Regions from separate parts of the Homo sapiens genome. Here region 2 is linked to region 1. Evidence: chromatin contacts called from ENCODE Hi-C or POLR2A ChIA-PET data. All regions are on one chromosome and are shown on one strand. The core of a region is the stretch at or near the end of the contact, and the rest is flanking DNA. Distances in the headings are between cores, read along the strand shown. Region 1 has its middle 89 kb from the start of RASSF10. Region 2 has its middle 130 kb from the start of RASSF10.

Evidence for each region. Hi-C counts contacts between places; a loop is a spot of excess contacts on that map. ChIA-PET counts read pairs that join two places held with the same protein, here RNA polymerase II (POLR2A). Pooled maps may share reads with other maps.
Region 2: a map of dorsolateral prefrontal cortex shows a loop between it and region 1 (6-fold over the local background). The contact joins two enhancer-like sites. A Hi-C loop is called at or near these places in 3 of 168 maps with a recorded cell type or tissue (Calu3, HepG2 and dorsolateral prefrontal cortex), 12 of 37 single-sample maps with no recorded cell type and 6 of 50 pooled maps. POLR2A ChIA-PET finds 5 or more read pairs at or near these places in 5 of 52 experiments (A673, HEK293, MCF 10A and 2 more).

The regions. Positions count from the first base shown.
Region 1 is chr11:13,096,060-13,100,176 of GRCh38, reverse strand. No RefSeq gene overlaps it. Among named protein-coding and RNA genes, the nearest start is that of RASSF10, 89 kb to the right of the region's middle. Within about 2 kb of position 1,981, at least 2 of the 41 ENCODE cell types and tissues checked have a DNase peak (open chromatin) inside an H3K27ac peak, as active enhancers do.
Region 2 is chr11:13,133,623-13,137,739 of GRCh38, reverse strand. No RefSeq gene overlaps it. Among named protein-coding and RNA genes, the nearest start is that of RASSF10, 130 kb to the right of the region's middle. Within about 2 kb of position 2,264, at least 3 of the 41 ENCODE cell types and tissues checked have a DNase peak (open chromatin) inside an H3K27ac peak, as active enhancers do.

The DNA.
Region 1 (4,117 bases), core at 732-3,231:
TCTACAGTAAGGAAAAGTAGATGATAAAGTACAGCAGGCGGCACTATAATGCATATTTTTAGTGCTATTGTGAGCAAAAATGATAGAGAATACATGAAATGCTCCTCAAGTACCTTGCATACAATAAAGGCTCATTAAATATTGCTTCCATTTCATTGTTGACAGGTATTTCATTGCCCTCTTAAGCTTGCTCAAATTAAGGCTACGTGTTCCTTGAGCCAGAGAGCATTTATAACCTGCTTTTACCTGATGCTATTAACCAGGTTTCTTTCTTTTCTTTCTTTCTTTCTTTTATTTATTTATTTTTTTTCGGTTAAGAGACAAGGTCTCCCTCTGTTGCCCAGGCTAGAGTGTAATGGTGTGATCTCGACTCACTGCGGCCTCGACTTCCCGAGCTGAAGCAGTCCTCTCACCTCAGCCTCCCAAGTAGCTGGGACCATAGGTGCATGCCACCATACATGGCTAATTTTATTTTTATTTTTTTTGTAGAGACAAAGTCTCACTATGTTGCCCAGACTGGTATTGAACTCCTTGGCTCAAGTGATCCTCCTGTGTCGGTCTCCCAAAGTGCTGATATTACAGGAACGAGCCACCATGCCCAGTCCATCTTTCTTATTTCTCAAAATTTCTTAACTTTCTATTTCTCTCTGCGCATCTGCTCCACTTTCTTCTTCCAGCTGACCAGAATCCTCTCTGCATACATACTTCACTATGGCTTCCCCAGCCTCTTTTGTTATGACACGACTTTTTGATACATCTGACCTGCTGATGACTGGCTTGGATTCTCCACATTTCCCGGTTCCCAACAGTGGTAATCTGATTGGCCTAATTAATGTCTTTTCATGCCACTTCACATCCTATAATTGATAATTGGCTGCCTTGGGTTCAACCCACCCTTGGTCTCTAATCAGTTGTGGTTAGGGAAGCACCTTCTTATGGTACTCAATATGGCCACCTGGAAATGGGGGGCTGCCCGTGTGGTAGTATCCCTTAGAGGGGTGTGGCCAGACATACTGGTTGATATGGAAATGCTCTATTTCACTCTCCATCACTGGGATTTCCCCACTGAGCTCATCAGTCTGGCCCCAACAGAAAGAAGGTTTCCTCCCTTTACTTGCTACCATCCTTGACCTCTAGGATAGCTTCACCTAACTACAGGAATGCATATGATTAAAGGCTGTCAGAAGCCTGGTTGCTGAGGAAGTCTGCTTAGGCACAAGGCAGTGCTCAAACAGGGGAAGTTGCTGATAGTCATCCTCCTATAATTCCTGAGGAACCCATTCTTGGTCCAGATACTTACCATAACAGATTGATTTAAGTGCTTACTTTGCCAACACCTTCATAAATCAGTGTTTTTCTAAGTGGAGTTTGTTATATGACCTTGTTGCATTAGAATCAGTTTGGAATGCTCATAAAAATGTGGATTACTAATCCCAACTCCAGGACCTATGAATTAGAATCCCAGGGAATGTGTCTCAGGGATCTGCATGTTTATAGGCTCCGTAGATAAGTCTAACATACAGGAAGCCTGAGAAGTATTGCACGAAGCCACCTGTGAACCTCATGTATTTCAGACTGTTCTGCCCCATCCCCTAGACTTCATGAGAATTCCTCTGACACTTGACTTGTGGAACCTAGAATTTTTCTAGAAGTTTCCAGGCAGTCTGAGGTCCATCCAAGTATCCTCAGAGGCAGATGGTAAGAATGAAAGTTCCCACTACCATCTGTTCTGACCCAAATCCTTGGATTCAAACACAGAGCACCCATACTTTGCCCCTGATTTGACATTTCCCATGGGATGGCAAAGGGATTTACCTGGCAGCCGTTGTGCAATCAGCACAGATCCCCAGGCACCACCCTACATAGAGGCTCTTCTGGCTGACTGCCTGAGTCACAGCTCAATGGGATAAGCTCAAGAAGCCCCAGGCGGGTAGAAAGCAGTGCATGTGGGGCTGTGCCCCTGCAGAATCACAATGGAGCCAGTGTTTGCATTAGAGCCAGACAATGACTGTGATTCAAGGGACGGGATGCCAAAGCTGAAGGGTACTCTGGGTAAAGGAGAGGACCTGGGCCCCTTTCTTGGCTCAGTCTCTGCCTGGAAATGATTCCACTTTTGTTTTCAATCCTTTCTGCCTGTTTTTCATATTTCTAGGAGCATGAATAAGTGGTCATACATTGCTTCCAAGGGAATCACATCTTTTTCACATTTGACCCAAGAATTTAGACACTATACTACCCCACCGCATCCTTGTTATATATAAGCAAGATTTGTGCGTTCTCAAGATTCTGAAGAAAATGAAGTAATGTCCTTAACAATGGGTCAGAACTGACATCTAGCCTCTTGAGAGATGGCAGTCAGCATTGAGCTTTTTCATAATTTCTCACTGCGGTATATGGTGGATTTCTAGCTCTAGTCACTCAAGGTATTTTAATTTCTACTCAAGGACAGAACTTACCATTCGATTTGTGGGCATTTAATGGATTAGGTGCTTCATGGAGAGTCTTTCTTCGAAGCATCCATCTTTAACAGAGTCCAAGAATCTTCAAAGTAAGTCAAATGTATAAATATAGGTCTTACAATATGGAGCCTGGTCATTCAGTGAATAAAAAAATCTACTGTCCTCTCCCTTTCCAAACTGGAACTGGGTGAATTACATTCATGTCTCCAGCCCTGGCCTGAATATAACTCATCTAAAAAGATGCCCAAAGAGAAAAGAATTAACACAGGCCTATGAAAATAAGCTTTAATTCAAGAGAAGGAGAAAAAGGGGAGAATATTCTGGAGTAAAATGTAGATTTTTTTCTCCTTCTGAAGCAGATTTTTTTTGTATAAAATAAAAATGTTTTGGGAAACTATTTGCCTAGTGTTTTCAGTAAGATATTACTGAAATTATCCTACTAACTAGGAACAAGGCTTATTAAAAATACAACTAGCTAAATTAGTGTCTTATTATTAAAAGTGACTTTATAAGACTTAAAATGTAGTGCACATTGGCAGCCATTTTTGGTGTAGAAAATTAACAAATATAACACTGTAGAAAAAGTATATTAATAATAGGATTTAAAAAAAATTTTTTTAGAGACAAGTCTTACTCTATTGCCTAGGCTGGAGTGCAGTGGCATGATCATAGCTCACTGTATCCTCAAACTCCTGGGCTTAAGTGATCCTTCTGCCTCAGCCTCCAGAGTAGCTGGAAATACAGGCACATACCACCTCACTTGGCTATTTTTATTTATTTATTTTTTTTCGTAGAGGCAGGGCCTTGCTATGTTACCTAGGCTGGTCTCAAATTCCAAGCCTCAAGCAATCTTCTCACCTTGGCCTCCCAAAGTACTGGGATTATAGGCATGAACCACCATGCCCAGCCCTAATGAAAGAATAAATTAGAAAAATTATAACAGAAACAGAATAAAAATATAAATAAAAGATTAGAAATAGCTAATATGGAAAAGAGAGCCCAGGATCTATCTTATTAGTACTAGTGAGGAAGGGAAGCTAAAACAATAATAAATGAAAATAATCTTGACCTTACAAGCAAAATCAACCTAATTGAGTATGTATTCAATGCATTTTATCCAAAATAATCAACAGCTTCAAAAGTCCTTTTCAACATAAAGAATTATCTAATCTTAAAAAAGTAAAGAGGCAATTGACAAAACAAAAACAAAAAGTTGGCATTTTTTAGACCTTCCTTTCACAATAATGAGTGTTAAAAGGTAATAAGAAAGGTCCACAGAGATCTATAGACATGAAGTCCTTACCTATAAAATCAGGAAAATTATTAATTTATGTGACATAAAAATGGAAAGATATTCTTAAAAATGCAAGAACTAAGAAAATGTATGTCTCATTTACTCTTCCAGATGCTTACCAGAACATCATGAAATGAGCCCAAGGTAAGATGTTAAGACAAGTAGAAGAAAAGAACTGAAAACTAATACTAAAACCAGTTATTCACACAGACAATTATTATCAATGTGTTTATAGGGCCTTGATATAAAAATAGACTGAGGCCTGTGTGCCTATAATCCCAGCACTTTTGAAGGCTGAGGAACGTGGAACACTTGAGCCCAGGAATTCGAGACCAGCTTTGGTAACATGGTGAAACCCCATCTC
Region 2 (4,117 bases), core at 1,015-3,514, 37 kb before region 1:
TAAATGCTTTCAAGGAAACTGCTGTGGAACTAGAAGACTGGGTCCACTGTACCTTTGTTTTTTTGTTTTTGTTTTTTCAATCTGTCACATAATATCCTAAACATAGCATGAAGATGGTGCTTCAACCTCAGATCTCTTACTGATCTGCACCTTAATTTTCCAGCTCACAGGTGTCCACTCACCTGTAGTACATAATGGCTTACCCTTCCAGCTCCCCTGCCTCTTGGGAGAGAGCTGCTGTGACATGTGCCTTAGCTCTGACTCCTGATCAGAAGAAGAAGGGACATTCTCAGCCCATGAGGGTTGGGAGAGAAGGAAAATGGGGTGTGGGGTAAGAGTAGGGGCTAAAGAAAAAGCATTTCTTTATTCAAAGTTGACATAAGTTCCTAACAAGAGAAATATCCAAGGCAAACGTTTTGGTATCAGCAACCTTTTTTTAGGCAGTTGAAAGAGATAAAAGTGACTCTATGTGTTTATTAGCATCAACTAAGGAAAGAGATTAATCAAGGGAGGAATTTTGTTTGTTTGTTTCTGAGATGGAGTCTTGCTCTGTCACCCAGGCTGGAGTGCAGTGGCGCGATCTCAGCTCACTGCAACTTCTGCCTCCCAGGTTCAAGCAATTCTCCTGCCTCAGCCTCCTGAGTAGCTGGGATTACAGGCGCCTGCCACCGTGCCTGGCTAATTTTTGTATTTTTTTAGTAGAGACGGGGTTTCACCGTGTTGGCCAGGCTGGTCTTGATCTCCTGACCTCATGATCCACCTGCCTCAGCCTCCCAAAGTGCTGGGATTACAGGCATGAGCCACTGCGCCTGGCCGAGGGAGAAATTTTAACCAATGGCTTTAAAGAAAGAACGCCAGTGTTTAGGAGATGAGTGTGTGGCAATGAGATGAGCACAGACCATATTTAAATCCCAGCTTGTCATTCATTCAAGCATTCATTTATTAATTCATATGCAATCATAAGGCACTGTGCTAAATGCTCAAAATACAATTGGTGAGAAAGACAAAAGTCCCAGTCTACTAGGAAAGTCAGAAGATAATCAAACGTTCATTAAAAATTGTGAAAAGTGCTGCAAAGGTAGCATAGCCAGGACTCCAAGGCATGACAAGGAAGTGACATGGCAACTGTGAGCTTAAGGATGCACAGGGTTGAGGAAGGCTGGGATGGGGTAGAGAAGTGGGCCTGTGCGTGGTTCCCCAGGCAGAAGTAATAGTTCATGGGAAGGTCTTGTGCCAGACAGGAGCATGGCACAGCAATGTGTGTTTGGAGCTCAGCGAGTTGAGAAAAAGCAGGACCACATGAAGCTGAAGACAGAGAAGGGATCAAATCACACAGGGCTGCTCTGGCTACTGTAGGGGATCTGGTCTTTGTGCTAAAAGCACTGGATAACATGAGAGGCTTTTTAGCAGTGGGGGTGGGAGTGAAGAGTATATATGTGTCACCTGACCAGACATGTACTTTGAAAACTTTGTCTTGGCTGTCTTGTGAAAAGATTTTGGAGTGGGGAGATCACCTGGAAAGCCATTGCAAAAATCCAGGCAAGAAGTGGGTGGAAGCTTGGGCTAAGGAAGGGGCTCTGCAGTTTCAGATAACCTATCTCAGTAGTGCACCCTATAGAAGAGATCATAAGACTCAAAGTTTAAGGTAAGTAACATGCAAAGTGTCTGGTTCACCATAAATGCTCAATATATATGGGGTATATATCCTTCCCTCCTGATGGGAGGCAGGCAGCTGGCACATGGACTGAGGTTCCTGTGCCTGTTAGACTTTGCTTTCTGAGGTGGTTTTTGTTTTATTCACAGAAGCAACCCTGTGTTTATGCAGGGAAATGGGAACAGGAAGCAGCCCGAGGCACATTGTAGAGAAGTTCCTTTCCAAAATATTTTTGAAGTATAAAAAGAGGATAAACTATATAGATCCTGGGAGTATCACATACACATACACATGCCACTCCCCACACAGCACCCATACACTAGTGTGAGCTTTGTTAGGTAAAAAATGGCATTGGTCTTTGCTCACAATAGGGACGGCCAGTGCCCCTAACTAAGAGGTCTTTGAATTCCTGGGAGTGCTCTCATATCTGTAGCTTCCTTGGGAAACTCTTCCCTTCTCTTGCAGCCAATCAGGTAATGAAAATTGCACAGGACTGTGATCCAGTAACCAAGATAAAGGCCTCTTGTGTTCATCCCAGTCTGTGCAATATCGGGTGACATGCTCTTCCAATGGAAATAGAGAGTGGCTGCCCTCCAACTCAGTGGAGAGGGAGAGAAAGCCTCCTCCTATTTCATGTGGTCAGCTGGAACAAAGCCTTCACCATTGGTTAGTTTACAAAGGGCACAACTAAGACAGACCCACACATTTGCATTCATCAGATGATGTTATTGTAAGCACAGTCAGAAATGCTTCTGGCTACGAGGAAAATGTAATTTTGTTATTTTTCCCTCTCAAACAAAGAAGGGCTTACCTTGATGCACTAAAATCAAACCACTCATTCCTAAAGATGAATTTGGGCAAGAACATTTTGCAAAACTTACTGTAGCATAAATGATTCTTGCCCTAAAAGCCTATAACCGCTAAAGAAGGTCACACTTCCTTTCAGTACCCAAATAAGGATGGCATTAACCACAGCTCCTTGATTATGGATAAATAGCTCCCTTCAAAGTGTCCCTTGGGGATTTCAGAGAGCTCCCAAAGGGGCACCCCAATCCAGTCTCTCAGCTGCGGACACCAGGCAGCACAGCCCTCTTCCTCCTCCTCCTCTGGTTGGCTAAGGTTACTTTTTTATTACAGAAAGAAAAATATGTTTATAAATTTGTGTGGCCTAAGTGTACAGTGTTTAATAAAGTCTGCAGTAGTGTACAGTAATGTCCTAGGCCTTCACATTCACTCACCACTCACTCACCGACTCACCCAGAACAACTTCCAGTCCTGCAAGCTGCATTCATAGTAAGTGCCCTATGCAGGTGTACCATTTTTAAACTTTTTATACTGTATCTTTAATGCACCTTTTCTATGTTTGGATAAATGTGTATACATTGCTTAATGATGCATTTCTCAGAACGTATCCTTGTTAAGCAAAGTATGACTGCATTAGAGGGTTCCTAGCAGAAAAGCAACACTCTCTGCCTCACCTTTTAACAGGGTCACATTGTTGCTATGTGGAAAACACTGCAGGGGTGAGTGTGACAGCAGACAGACCCGTTAGAGCCACTGATGTGCAGGTGAGAGAAAATGGGGTTTGCACCTAGGTGGTGGCAGTGGAGGTGGTGACGTGTGGTAGATTTCTGGATTCTGTAGAACCAGTGGGATTACCTGAGTGAAATGTAAGAAAATAAGAGGAGTCAAGGATGACTCCAAGTCCTCGGGCTGAGAACTAACATAGATGGAGTCGCCATCAACTGACATCACATTCCTTCAGTAGCAAATTAGCTCTGTCCATTTTGTTTGCCTGACTGAGCCTGAGCCCCACAATTATCACTTGCTAGCGATGAAGCCCTATCCTGGGAACAATGAAAGCTGTTTTCCCACCTGATTCACTGAAGATCATGCTTATAGCAAACAGATTACAGTCACTTGTCAGGTTAATAAGATAGCTTTGAAAGATTTTTTAAAGTAGCAGTTTTATAGCCAACAGTTTTTATTATAATCTAATAACATTAAAAATAAATTACTTAAAGGTGAGGAGAAAACTATTTCAGAAATATGCACTAGATAATCTTTGGCTCAAGGAAGAAATCAAAAGGGTGGTGTTTATTTGTTAACAGGCAATAAAAAGGAGAAACATAAAAGTGAAAACTAATGACCCAGCAATGGCTGGACTCAAAGGAAAATTTATGACCTATAATGTCCTTGCTATAGGAGAAGAAAATTAAAAGTCACAGAACTAAGTACTTGTCTTAAGGAATTAGTGAAATAACAATAAAATAAGCCAAGTGAAGCTAGGAAAAGGAAATCTAAAAATAAAAGCTAGAATTAATTAAATGAGTTAACTATAATTTAATGTATTTATTAAAATTGCATTAAATATATGTAACATTTATTTAAAAACTGGTTCCTTGAAATAGCTAACTCCTTCAAAAATCTGAATATGTTAAAGAAAGAGAGAAAACAAAAAAG